Regions from separate parts of the Mus musculus genome. Here region 1 is linked to region 2. A link is a loop called in an ENCODE intact Hi-C map of the cell type or tissue named here. Cell type or tissue: gastrocnemius. All regions are shown on one strand. Links, peaks and the distances in the headings refer to the core of each region. The heading gives the core; the rest is flanking DNA.

Region 1 (6,905 bases), core at 1,928-4,427, 48 kb before region 2:
TTTTAGCTCAACTCTATACTTTGTAGCACGAATCCACTTGCTTTCTTTTTTGCCCCTGGACCCTCCCTCACTTGTCTCCATCTATTCATCAAGCAAAGTGTAGCTTTGATTTATTCAAAGGGTTCAACCCAGGCCATGTGCAGTGCAGGCCTGTTGGTGGCCTGGCTTCCGCCTTCCAATCTAACTTCCATGTTGGTCTGCCTCAATACATTCTTCAGGCATGATGGTACCGCCTCATCATGTCCACTCTCACCCTGGTCTTTTGCATGTTTTTCTTACTGTTGGTGATGTTCTTTTGTTTTATCTGTTGTCCCTGCCCCTGGAATCTTGGGAGATGCCATTGATGTACCTTTCTGGCACATAGGACCAACCCCAGTTGCATCATTTGCTACCCCACCATTGTTATTCACCATTCCCTTGTGTGACTCTCCCAGTAGATTCCAAACTGCTGGCACTCAAGCTACACTTCACTGTGTTTTCCTTCCTTGAGACTGAGCATAGAGCTGGGACAATGTTAAATACTTGTTCTGAGCAAGAAATAGCAAGAACACTCGCCCTGAGCATGTGACCCCTCTCCCGCCAACATACACAACCAGAGGTTGTGACAGAGCTCTGACATGACTTTAGCTGGCTGGCTCAAAGTCTGGGCTCGATGTTCTGGCAACCAAATCACAAGCTGTGGCAGTCCACACGCCAAGGCTTTCCATCCCCACTCAGCCTGAGTCCTGAGGCCTCACATCTGTCTGGGAAGTCCTTTGGGAAGAAGACAGATGCCTCAAAATTTAACTGCAAAAATATTTATGTGGAGATTCATCACACACTGACATCTACATTTTCATATATAAATTATACATTAAACTCATTTGGGGTTTTGGTGCAGAAGATTATTTTCTGAGTAATTACATTTGTGATTTATAAAAAATAGAAAAGAGAGGGGACTGGCTGAGGAATGTATGTATCCTAGGCCAAAATCCCATCCAGATTTTAGCTCCATGCTTCAGTGCTACCCCTGGGAACTCCTTGGGCTTGACTCTGGAGAGTTCTAGGGGAGGACCTGGCTCTGTCCCAGGAACCAGAAAGCTTTTTGTTGGAGCGGTGAGAGTCCAGAGTGCCTGATTCCTGTTCAAGAATCCCAGTGAAGGGTCTTGAAGGCCCTACAACCTGTGAGAGCTTTGTTGAAGCACATACCTGAAGGCTCCCCATGTCTGGAAGGCAAGAACCTATGATCCTACTGCAAGTAGGAGTGCCGAGCCTCACAGAACAGATAAAGTACAGCCAAGGCCACCCAGCTGCTGAGTGATGGAGTCAAATACACATCCCATGGCTTTGACCTATAGTCTCAAAACAGATTTTCCTTTATAATTCCTACGGGTCTTAGAACTCCAATTAAATGGAAAAATCTGTCACTTGTTCTCTTGTGTAGCCATTCACCCATTCAATCATTTATCCCAATTGATGGCTTGCATAGAGTTTAGCCTTTGGAAGTTTGAACAGAAAGATCATACTGTACATAGTTGACACAAGTACCAGGAGCCAGGTATCATGCAAGGAATCTATGTGGTGGCTCAAATTGGAAACATCCATCCTTTGGGTCTTTCCCTTCTCAGCATATGCACATACCTTCCCAGTCTTCATTCTCCTAATTTGTTCTGCATGGCATATCTCCTGTGTTCCTGTTGAGGTGTATTCTGGCCTCTTGGGATCTCTCTGTACAACATTGCTCAGGTATGCTCAACCTAAAATGGTATCACATTCCTTCTGGCCATTGTTCTCATTGAGCTTCTTCCTTTACTGGGAAAATTTCCCAGTCTCTATTAGACCTGAATTCACCATCTGTGAGCTCAGGCCACACTCTAATGGCAGGCTGGGGCAAAGTGTGCCTTGGTCTTTCTCTAGTTATATTTGATGAGGCTGTGAATAAACCCAGGGATCATAGATCATTCTAGTTCACAAAACTCTATGACTTTCCCAACTCTCAGATACACAGTTGGAACCATAGAAATGAGCTGAAATGATAGCTTAGAACTCTATTGTAAGGGAAAGCAGAGGACATTGGGCACACACATTGTTTTTCTCACTATGAGATACTCCTTTGTAGCCATCTCTTGATCCAGATGCAGCAGAAGGAAACCCCACAGATTGAAAGTCTACTCATCCACTGTCATGTTAACTGTTTATGTTCAGTGACTCAGTAGAGTCAGTTGTTGTGGTTGATCATTTGTTGTTCAATGGGAAGTCATGCTATAGAGAAAGAGTTACTTTGTGTGGAACCCTTAAATACAAGATCCAGATAGTCTGACTCTGTTGTGTGTAGTTTTAAGTTTTAATCACCTTTAGCTCTGGGTCCAGCCTCACTACTGGCCCATTCCCACTTCCCTTTTGTTCTACTTGCCTTTGCTCTGGGAGGTGACCATGCTACCAGGTTCTACCTGAGACCCTTGAATCTGAGGATAAAACACACACACACACACACACACACACACACAGAGTTTGTTCCTTTACAACTTGCCTTCTAGGCACATTTGCTGGGTGTTACTATCTCCTGCCTGGAAAAGCGCGCCCTTACCAATTTATTATCTCTGTCTCTCCACTTGCCCTAAACTTCAGGGGCTAATCACACCTATCCCTGCCTGTAGTGGAGGCCATAGACCCCCGGTTTCCCCAAGATCTCACATGGTTGCTGGGTTCCTCCTCTTCCAAAGTATGGCAGAAAAAAAATTCCTTCCTCCTTCCCTGAATCTGCCTTTTTCTCCTGGGACCCAGAAGTCCCGCCTGTACCTTCTAACCACCAACTGGCCCCCAGCCTTCTTTACTGACAAATCAAGAACCAATTGGGGAACGGGATGTTAGCATCAGAACCCCATTACCTGAATCCCATTACATGGAGTGTCAGCTGAGAGCTTTTGATATGGGGATCGTGAAGGGGTCCTCAGCAAGTGAATGTTGGAAGCTCAAAAGCAAAGGGTACTGGGAAGCCAGCAAAACAATAGCAGCTGTATTCCTTGAGAAGAGCTCACCCTGATGGAAGACCTGCCAGGCCTGTGCTGATCCTGTTTAGTCTTACCTTCTTACCCAGAAGCCGCCCTGTATGCATTTTATGAATTAAGTCATGATGCACTGTTGATTGTAAGACACACCCTGATTGCAGAGATGTTAAGATGCATGCCTTTGAATTGATAAAGTGAGAATTGAGCTCTATTTTAATTTGGCAGATGAATCTCAGGCAGACTTAGCAGTCTGCACTGGGGAAGTAATGGGGAACTGGGATCTGAGAACTGGCCTACCTGCTACGATTCAAGCTTCTATTCTTTCTGCTTCAGCACCAGCATTTTACTATAGTTTTTTTTCCGTGTACACAAAAGACTTTTATTTATCTGTTTATTTTTTGAGATGTTATCATTTTTATTTTATGTGTATGAGTGTTTGCCTGAATGTTGATGTCTCTGTAGTACCATGCTGGTGTAGTACCCTCGGAGGCCAGAAGAGGCATCAGATCCTCTGGGATTAGAGTCACAGAGGGTCATGAACTGCCTTGCAGGAATTGAACTTAAATCCAGTCAGTGATTTTAATTACTAATTTACCTCTTCAGCTCCTGAAAAGACACATTAAAGATAAGTAAAAGCCAGCATACAAAATAGTAAAAACATTAAGCCAATAAAAGAAAAATGTAAAATAAAGAAAAACATCATTAAATGAGAAACTATCTCCTTGATAGTTTTGAAAAAGACAAAGGCCATCAAGATGGTTCAGTGGGTAGAAGTTTTTGTGCAAGCCTGATAACTTGAATTTAACCCCTAGAGGCCACATTAAAAAGTCATGTGTTGTGGCTTTGCATTTTGTAGTCTGTTACTCCCACCTCAAGGTGGGAAGCTGAGATAGGAGACTAGTCCAGCTGCCCTGGAGTATGCTATGCAACATGGCTGAAACAAGTGAGACCATGCATCAAGACACAATAGGAAAAGAGAATCAACTCTCAGAAGTGGTCCTCTCTCCTCCGTTGTTCATGCTCTGGCACACGCACGACTGCTGTCACACAGAGAGATCATACACACATGCAAGCATCAGCACAATAATAAAAATCCTTAAAAGAACAAAACAGAAGATACATGGTGGGGGGGTGATTTATAACACATAGAACAGACGAGGTATTAATATTCGGGAAATATAAGCTAGTTTCCCAAATCAATTAGGGAAAGACAATTAAGAGAAAAAGTAAGAAAATATCCAAATGAGCAGTATATAAAGGACTACTTCAAATCACAATGAAGATGTAAAAAGGTGCACAATCTCCCTGATTGTGGTGGCTGATCTTAATGTCAACTTGACAGGGTTTATATTCATTTAAGAGACAAAACTATCCCCACCCCAACTCCTCCCCCCCCCCCCCCAGGAAAGGAAAAAAAATAGCAGCCTAAATAGGAAGTCATGGAAGAGAACTTTTAAAAAGTGTGATAAGGGTGTTGACGTTAGCTCTCCACAGTTGTTGGCTTCTGACAGGGGTTCAGGGGAACAACTCAGTTCTATTTAAGAGGGAGGCCACTGAAAGTTTGACCATGCTACAGTGAGTATGTAGATAACACAAGTTGGACTTTTTTTTTTTAATATTTGGGGGAGCTCACAGGGTAGAAGGTGGATATGAAAGGACTAGGAAATAAGTGAGATATGTGTATGATATGAAATTCCTCAAGTAATACAAATATTATATTAAGAGAGAGGAGAGGCAGGTGGGGGCAGAGCACTTGCTCTGGGTCTCACAGGTTTTTGTTTTTGTTTTTGTTTCCTTTTCTTTTCTTTTTGAGGTAGGAAAACACAACCTGAATCTGGGTAGCACCAGTCCATGGGATAGAATCCAAGACTGAAGGAAAAAGGAAGAAGGCATCTGGAGAGGTGGCTCAGAGCTTAAGTGTAAGCTGTTCTTGTAGAGCACTTGAGTTGGGTTCCCTGCATGGGGGCGGCTGCCTTTTCTGGCTGGCACAGAGCCCCAGTGCTTGCCTTTGGACTGGGCTGCCCAGATTTACTTTCTCTTTCTTTGTGTCAAAGACTCTGGTGCGAGTCACCTCCAGCTTCCCTCTCCAACCCTGAGGTTGGCAGGGATAGTTCCTGGGCAAGGCAACCAGCTGGTTACATCGCCTTGTAATCTGATCCCAGGTCTCAGCTCCAGCTCTGATGCAGTGGCAGCTTGCAGATGACTGCCTGGCTTCTGTGTCTCTCAGGGTAGTGAACGCTGTTGCTTTCCAGTTATTTCCTCATGTAAGAATCTGCAATGCTTCTTGGGGTGCTTCCATATGGAAATAGGTCTTTACTTTAGACTTTGAGGTCTAAATTCTTTGGGCTTGTTTTCGTATCAGTCATTCCCATGTCACTTCAAAATTACCTTAAGTATCAGGGATCATTTATCTCTATCCTTTTTCATCGGTATGCTTATTTTCTGGTTGCCAAAGTTGAGGGCTGATGTTTAGAATTTGTGAGATACTGAAGGCTTAGCACATCTAGTCTCTTAATATATGCAACCCTCTCCTATGTCAAAGTAAATGATTAGTGCCTCCGACATTGTCCTAAGTAGGAATACTGTGCTAATAAGGAACAGGACAAAGATTAGGGTCCCCAGCTTCTCACTGCCATATTGTTTCTGTTGTTTTAGTCCTTAAGAAATTCCAGATAAGGGGTTAGAGTTGTAGGTGCTGGAATGCTGTGAATTTCTCAGTGATAACTGTAGCAAATCCTAAGACATTCCCCTTCAACAGGCCACATAATCTGTGAGTTAGAAGGGCAGGGGCTGGGTTGGAGGTCTATATTGTCATCACAGCTTAGAGAGAGCCCTGGATAACCAACTGTGAAGTCTGTATGGAATACAACGTAAAATAAGCTATACTACTGACCTGATGTTTACATTGTCCTAGGACTTTGTATTATTTATGTCAGAGTGACATTCAGTAACTGGTTTGAATTTTGGCTCTGCACACTCACTAACTGTGACTGTTTACACATACTAATTTGGCCTAGGCAAGATACTCGAGTGTCTGTGACAACCGAAGATGACAATAGGGCATATGCCCTGACCTCATGGGGAAGATGAAACGAGATGGCCCCAATAAAACTCAATATGCTATTAAGATATTGATTTGCAGTAGCTTAACAATACGGCTTTTACACCTCAGCAGGTTATTTTTGTTTTCCTAGAAGATCAAATTGATAGCTTAGAGCAAGTGACACCTACATTCAGGGAACGCACCTGTTGTTGGGGCCACCTACCTGCAGGATTCTCTGAGAGACGTTATAAAGCCACACATGTTTTTACCTTTAGGAATGGTGAATAGACATGGTGGGTGAGCTGTGCACGGTATCTTGTGGTCCCCAGTGTCTCCTGGTTCCTTACTGCCTAGAAGGTATGATTCAGTCATTTCATGGCCAGCTAGTTAGCATATTTCTAAGTCTGGATTCTCTCGAGATACAGAATCATCAGAATGGAAATGTATTTACAACTTTATTTTAAGAAATCAGTTCACAGGTCTAACATCTATGCTGAAACTCGAGCAGCAGTTCTAGGTTATAGACTTCTTGGGGAAACCTTGGTTTTCCTCTTTCATTCCCAAGGCTTATAGCTGATTGGATGAGGTCTGCTACACCATGGAGGCCCATGTGTTCTATTAAAAGTCAACTGATTGTAAGTACCAATAAATCCTTTAGTGTAATACTGAGATGGCATAGCAAGCATCACAGCACCTTATCTAACCATGTAGCCACATGAAACTAACCATCTCAGGGCAGAGGAAGTAGCTCAGCAGGTAAAGGTGTTTGTTACCAAACATGAGAACCTCAGTTTGATCTCCAGGAAGGGACTCTTGCAAGTTGGCCCCTGACCTACACATATGTTCTCTATCATGCAGACCCACACATATGCATA
Region 2 (6,905 bases), core at 2,538-5,037:
CAGCTACATATGGACGCACGCACCCACGCACACACGCACGCGCCCACATACAAACTTACACGGCTTGGAGTGCTTTGCTATCTCTCTAGAGGAGCCAAGAGTCTTATAGGCTATGAGGTTCTGTGTGGCCAATTCCCAAGGAATCATGGAATTCCAAGTAAGTTGTATACAGTGCTGTTTGTGTTTACCCAGTGCACAGCTTGGGGTATGGGCCAAGGCCAACCAATCTGTTTTCCTTTCCAGTGCGGAGATCCAAGGCTGCTGATGAAGAGAGGAGCCGTCGTGCTCAGCGAGCCCGGGATGAGTACCGGCGCCATTCACTCCGAGCCATCCAGAAGGGCACTGTTGCTGGCCTAAGCACCATGTTCCAAGAGCTTGGCCAGAACCACGAGCAAGAGGCAAGACTTTATCACCAACTTCCTGACACCAGTCCACCATCACCCCTCACAGGACCTGACAGGTATGCTCCAAGAAGAGCTGTGGGCCCATGAAACAAGCTCCATGGATTCTAGTACAGGCTCTGTTTGTTACTTGTGGGTCATTTGCCTTCCATGGCCTCAACATTGCAGTCTATATAATGGGCAGAACATAGAAATGAGGTATGCTCTGAACCTCTCAAACAACTTTGCAATTTGGGGGTTAAACATTCAGAGGTCAAGGATTCTTGTCATCCTTGATAATCTAAAGAAACCTGTATAGCCTCTGTCCCTCAAAATCTCAATATACAAATACCCCAAGTGTTTTCATAGTTTTAGACTTCTTGACCCTGGTCAAAACCTTGTAATGACAGGCCTAAGATGGAATGAATATGGCTCAGTATCTGAGAATAGGACGATAGCCTTTTCTAACCATGGATGGAACTGGTTTGCACCTAGTTTGAACAGCAGGTTTACACACTAGTATTGGTAGAATTGAGAGGTCCTTGTGCATATTTGTGTACCTAGAGGCATTGTTTGCCAAGGACATTTCAGTGACAACCCCTGATTGGCAAAGCCAAAGACACAGGCCACCTGGTGCCTCTTCATGTTCTGCCTGTCTTGCTATCCAGCCCTGAGATCTGGCCTCTTGTCTCAAGGCCCTTTGGCCCTCCTTGCACAACAGCTACATCCTGTGGACCAGATATGTGGGATTGCATGCCCGTGGCTCCCTTGTCCTCAGGGAATGTTCAGGAGTCAGTTCACCCACAGATAATGCAGTTTGTCTCATTTTGTTCTGATTGGAGTTTGGGGTTGTTCATCACCCACCACTCCTTTCCTCTAGAGTCTACTAAGAGCTGACTCTGTCTTTCCATCTTCTCTCCCCATCCCTTCTTCCTCCATCCCTTCCTCCTTATGTATGACTCCTAAACTAGAAGGTCTGAGAAGCTCTTGTGTTCATAGAGAAATCTGATTCCCTTTTTGGGTACCATCTCTTCACTGTACCACCATAGACATTGATCTCAGCTTCTTATCTGTACCCCATCCTAACCCCTGGGTTTTTTTGTTCAGTTTCCAACATAAAAACAAGCAAGCAAGCAAACAAACAACCTTGCTTGTCCTCTTTTCTTTAATAACCAATTTGTATTCTGTAGTGTGGCTTTGCTATTAGTCATCAGAGACTCTATCAGTCTATCAGACATTGCTATTTCAAATCTTTTTGCAATCATCAACAGGGCTCTGTATATAAACTTGCAGAAATTAATTTTACATTAGGCAACCATAATCTGCAAAGATATTCTCCCAAGCAGGGTCTTTGCTCCAGGGCTGTGTGCTTTTGAGATTCAGTGGTCCTGCACGGGGCTAATACCAATGCTTTGCATCTTCATATCCTTTATCCTGGCCCACCTTGTTTTGCTGTCAACCTTGTTTGAGGAGATATGTCTTGGGGGTACATTTCAAAGCACACGTGTGTCTATGAGCCAGACTAAGCAATTCACAAATGTCGAAGGGCCATGCTATTTTCTTCTCGATCTGTGGTCCAGTCCATTCTCTCACTGTGTGCTCCATGCTCTTTATTCATATCAAATATTTCCTTAAGTTAGAGGAAAACATTGTGACAAATCCGTTTTCTCAATTTGTCATTTATCTTTTGATTTTTGGAGGTAGACTATTCTAGATGCAGAAATGCTTGATTTTTATGAGATAAATTTCTTGTGTGTTTTCTGAATCTGGGAAAATAATTAGAGATGCCTTCTCCATTCTACGCTTTTAAAACTTTTTATTAATTAATCTCTCTCTCTCTCTTACACACACACACACACACACACACACACACACACACACAAGATCACGCATGTGGAGGCCAGAGGACAACCTGTGAGAGTCAATTTTCTGCATGTGGGTTCCTGGAATCAAACTCACATGGGTCAACTTGGGAGCAAATGCCTTTATCTGCTCTGCCATCTCTTTCCACTCTACTTCTTACCTTTCTCCTCCCTATCCCTCTCCTTTCCTTTCTTCTTCCTCTCTGATCCATCTCCTCCCTCACTCTCTTTCTTCCTTGCAGGACCTGGGAGCGACCTCTGCGTCCACTCTCCAGAGAAGTCATCGTGCGCTGGTTCAAGGAGGAACAGCTGCCTCGCCGAGCAGGCTTTGAGAGGAACACCAAGTCCATCGCCCCTTGGTTTCATGGTAGTGTAGTTTCTGGGCCCCACTGCAGATGATGCTAATGTCCAACTCTTTGACACATGAAAGAAGTCTTGGAGGGTAGCTGTAATTAGAGGTGTGGAGAACTTTGGGGTCTATGTTGCTTCAATTCTTCCTTCAACTCTTGGCAAGAATCCACGAGTCCAGGGGCACCGGGATGCTGGACATGTATCCCCTCAGGAAGTTGTGAAGCTGAATTCCTCCTTCTGTTGTCATCAGCACTTGGCCTCTTTGGTTTTCAGGTCACCCACCAAGTTATACCTTTGCACTCATTATACAGTGAGCCCAGGGGCCCCAGGCTCTGGTAAGCAGGGTCAACACTTTAGTTATTCTTGAGTCTACAGCTCTGTTCATAGCCATAGCACAGTAGGCTGTTTACTGTGTGTGTGGGGGGAGCATTTTGGTTAAATGCCAGATTGATGGATGAAGAAGAGTTCAGAGTCACTTAAGTGCAGAGCATTTGATGAGGCAGCTCTTTAGAAATCTTCCAATATTTTCATTCCAGATACAAAACCAAAGTCCAAAGACAGAAGGGTGTTTCCAGAAAGGTACCAGATGATGTGTAAAGTAAACTTCAAGAATAAATCTCCAGGTCCAGAACCTCTGTTCAGTGATCTGAATACTCCGTACCCAGGAAAACAAACATGACTGTGGCGTCACCAGAGATTTGCTACGGAGAATTAGCAGTAGCTTCTGGCTTTGAGTTCTCTCAATATTAGTTAGTTATGGCTGCATACCAAACAACTTCAAAGTACCACACCTTAAAGCAACTAGACCTTTTTTATTTCTTCATGTGTGTCTGAATTGGCTGGACAGTTCTGGCTTGGTTCACATGATCTTGGCTGATCTCATTGATGTTCCTCCGGATAGTCAGAAGGTTACCTAAGGCTGACTGGCCTAGGAAAACCTTCTCTGTGTTCATGTGAACCCTTATATTCCAGCAGTCTAGCCAGAGGGTCATATTTCTGCACCTTGGCCTTGTTCCCTAAGCCTTCTTTCCTTTACTAGCACTTAGCTCAAGTCAGGAAAGCCGAGGGCTCCCCCTGTCAGAATAGACGTCTCTAACACTGCTATTACTTACTTGACCCCTATCTGCTTGCTTCCTTATTGTCAAATCTCCCTTGGCCCGTGTTTCTCGTGCTTGTCTTGGTGTCGATTTGTCCTCCTAGTTCAGACCAGGCTCCATGTTCTTTTAATTCTATCCAGTGGGGGGGATGAACCTAGTGCCATGTTGCTACAGAGTTATGGTGTCTTGATAGTTGCTTGGCATCTGGCAAAGGAAGGTCCTCATAGGCATGTACTGGGCATGGCTCTAGCTCTGAGAAAGGAACAAGAAGTGCTTAGCAGGAAAATGTGCTAACTGAACAAAACTATCTGCACCTTTACTCTCATCTGCTAGAGCCCAAAGAGTGTGTGAACTCTAAATGCAGGCTGCAGGCAGCTCAGATGAAGTACTGATAGGAACTCTGAAGGTCACAAAGGCGCTTCCAGTCTCTCTTGGTCTGTCTTCTTTTTGGCTCACCCTTCACAGAGCATTCTGGGACTCTTTTGTAAATGCAGTCAGATTCCATCACATCTCTGCTGTGTTATCCCTTACCTCCCTTTATGCATGCATATAAGAAAAAAAATCCCACAAAATCCCCAAACTGAAACCCCTCTAAACCCTGGTCCAAGGTCCACAAGGCCCAAGTGACAAGTAGTTCCCACACCAAACTTATGTCAATCACCTGTGCCCCCTTGCCCAGAGCTCTGGCCTTTCTTTTCTTCTTGAATGATCTACCCTCCTTTCCAGCTCAGGCTGTTTGTCCTTGCGATGATGTTGCCTGCCTTTGCTGTCTCTCCCCAGCTCTTTGCTTGACGTATACTGTCTTACTTTTCATCTGCAGTATTTGCTCCTCTGAGAAGACTTTCCTGGATTTCCTTCCAAGGCTATTTTCTTTAAGCTCTGCCAATTTGTCTTCTATCATTCCCAAATTACTCCCTTATGCCATGGTATTTCTCTTAATGTTCATTGTCTATTCTCCTGTATGAATGTAACTCAGCAAGGTGAAGTGACTGGAATGTGTTACCCAGTGCCTGCACAGTAGGCACAGGAATGGATAAAGGTGGGTATTTGCTTCAGATCCCAGGCTTTCCAGTCCCAAATAACAATTCTTGGTGGTCAGTACTGGGCCCTTGTAGCTGTGTGATAGCCCTACCACAGAGCTTAGTAACAATCTCACAAGCCAGAGCTGTGCAAGAGAGAGATGACTTGTTCTTTTAATTGGTGATATGCCCAAAAGATGCAGGACATGTGCCTTAGGCACTTCTCTATTCACCTGTCACCTCTGCTTCCCAGTTAGCTAGGCGTCAGGTTCAGAAACACAGCCAAGAGAAGCTTGCCATCGTCTATTACCATCAGTATTGTAACATCTAGAAGACCACTATAACCCCCCCACTATGTGGATCACATTATGTATGTAGGCTTTGTTGCATCTCAGAACAGAGGTTACTACCAACTAAGGGTTATTTTATACTCTGCTCTCATGCTTGTTAGCCTAGACATCTAGGCCTCATACTAAGGTTTTGTTTCTATTGGAAAGTCTAGTGGTTTCATGGCATAGGGAAAGGAAAGAGTGAGTCACACAGTAGTCTCAAAATTTCTAGATGGAACAGACACCTGCTATGATTACACTGGTGCTACAGCCAGAGGCAGCCTGGTGTCTGTGGTGTGCTTGGGAGTTTTGAATGACAAGACTCTTATAACTACTTCTCACTTTGGGGGATCTTCCTTCTCTTAGGCCTCCATCTATCCAAAAGGACCATGGGTTAGCTCTTCATGGCCCAGAGAAAGCACTCATGGGTGACTGAGCCATGTGGTCCTGAGCTGGTATCGGAGCTTCCCTCCATTCTGTAACATTGTATGGTCTAAAGTCCTTGGTGGATCTCCCATTTGGACCACCCCCCCATGTGTATATTATTACCACCATGGGAGTAGTTTATGATGTCTCACGTGGCTACAGAGTGCTTCTCAAATGTCCCCATGGAGGTGGAATTTGGTGGCTGTGCTGGTTGCTTAGAGGTGCTCTTGGTAGCCAGTGGGGGAGGTACAATAGAGGTGATCAAATGTATCTTTTTTCTTTTGGAAGGTCTTAGAGGTTTTTATTTTTATTATTATTTTTATGTACAAAGACCAGAATGGTCTCTTTCACTGGGTAGACTGTTTTGGATAATATATTTAAGAAGGGTCACTTGGTCCAACTTGATGAAGCCTATGTGTCCTTTCATATGGATAGAACAGTGCCATACATGCTCAGGAGTGCCTCTCATAGAGTTACTGGTCACCCGTGTTGCCATGCTTAGCAGTGACTCTTATAGAGTTACAGGCCACCTGTGTTGCCTTCAGATGCCCAGCTAGGGAAATGGAAATTTATCTTTAATTTTACTTTCTATTTCAGTGGAGAAAAGGCTAGGTTTTATGTTGTCACAGAACAAACAGAACCTAGATTTAAGTCTCAGAATTTATGTAATTGACTTCTTATTTTCCTGACAGTTTCTACCATAAAGCATGTAGGGAGGTTGTTCACACATAGAACAGAACTATTTGGTGACCAAGTTTTCATCAATCTGTGACAGAATGAAAGAAAAAGGCTCATATATGGAAGATGGCCTACTGCCTTTGCTTAGAAAGAAAAGACTATGCTATATTTATATTCCAGGATTATATTCTTCTTCAGTTTTAGAGTTAAAATGCCCTATTTTTTTTTTCTGAATTGATGGTGATATTTAACAGTTTGATATATTGCACTTTTACATAAAAACAAAACATAAGCAGCCCAGTTTTGGCTCTTAAGACATGTATGTGTGTGTGTGTAACTTTGTTTATTTCTAAAATGCTAAAGTAGAGAATACCTGGGAGGTCCCCAATTTTTTTCCAACATGAGGATTTCCTGATGAGTAGATGGGACTGCTTCTGTACCAGTCCCTACAGAGACACAGAGCTTATTAGCTCACAGGTAGCCTGTAACCGTCTATTAACCAATTTCATAGGGACCCTGCTCATGTCGTGGATGGCTGGGGAATCTCTGCTGGAGACATCCTACTTTGGTAGCTCTCATCTTCTGGGCATACAGCATCCACTTAGATATGCTCTTGTCACAGGGATGTTGTAGGTAGAAGAGAGTGATGTGCAACATTTGAGTTTCTTGAAGTGTACACTTAAGGACCAGTACACTGTTAGTTCTGCTTTGTGCAGCTGGCCACAGTTTATCAGTCCTCCTCCTCCTCCTCCTTCTCCTCTTT

What was found. A loop is a pair of places that touch in the nucleus more often than their neighbours do. Peaks named below come from ENCODE experiments on the same cell type or tissue, not always from the same donor. Only the 100,000 strongest peaks of a DNase experiment are listed, where the experiment ranks them.
Region 1: it touches region 2 in a loop (2.0-fold over the local background); 2 of 42 quality-filtered maps call a loop at or near these places.

The regions. Positions count from the first base shown.
Region 1 is chr14:40,883,573-40,890,477 of GRCm38, reverse strand. The region is part of intron 1 of Sh2d4b (SH2 domain containing 4B); the gene reads left to right. Among named protein-coding and RNA genes, the nearest start is that of Sh2d4b, 6.3 kb to the left of the region's middle. In gastrocnemius, for the core only: a CTCF peak has its summit at 3,474; a DNase peak (open chromatin) is centred at 3,481.
Region 2 is chr14:40,835,929-40,842,833 of GRCm38, reverse strand. Sh2d4b (SH2 domain containing 4B) reads left to right here. Exons shown (of 8, transcript NM_177816.4): 5 at 244-460; 6 at 2,485-2,609. Among named protein-coding and RNA genes, the nearest start is that of Sh2d4b, 54 kb to the left of the region's middle. In gastrocnemius, for the core only: a CTCF peak has its summit at 3,666; no DNase peak of the experiment used is centred there; H3K27ac peaks cover 758 bases.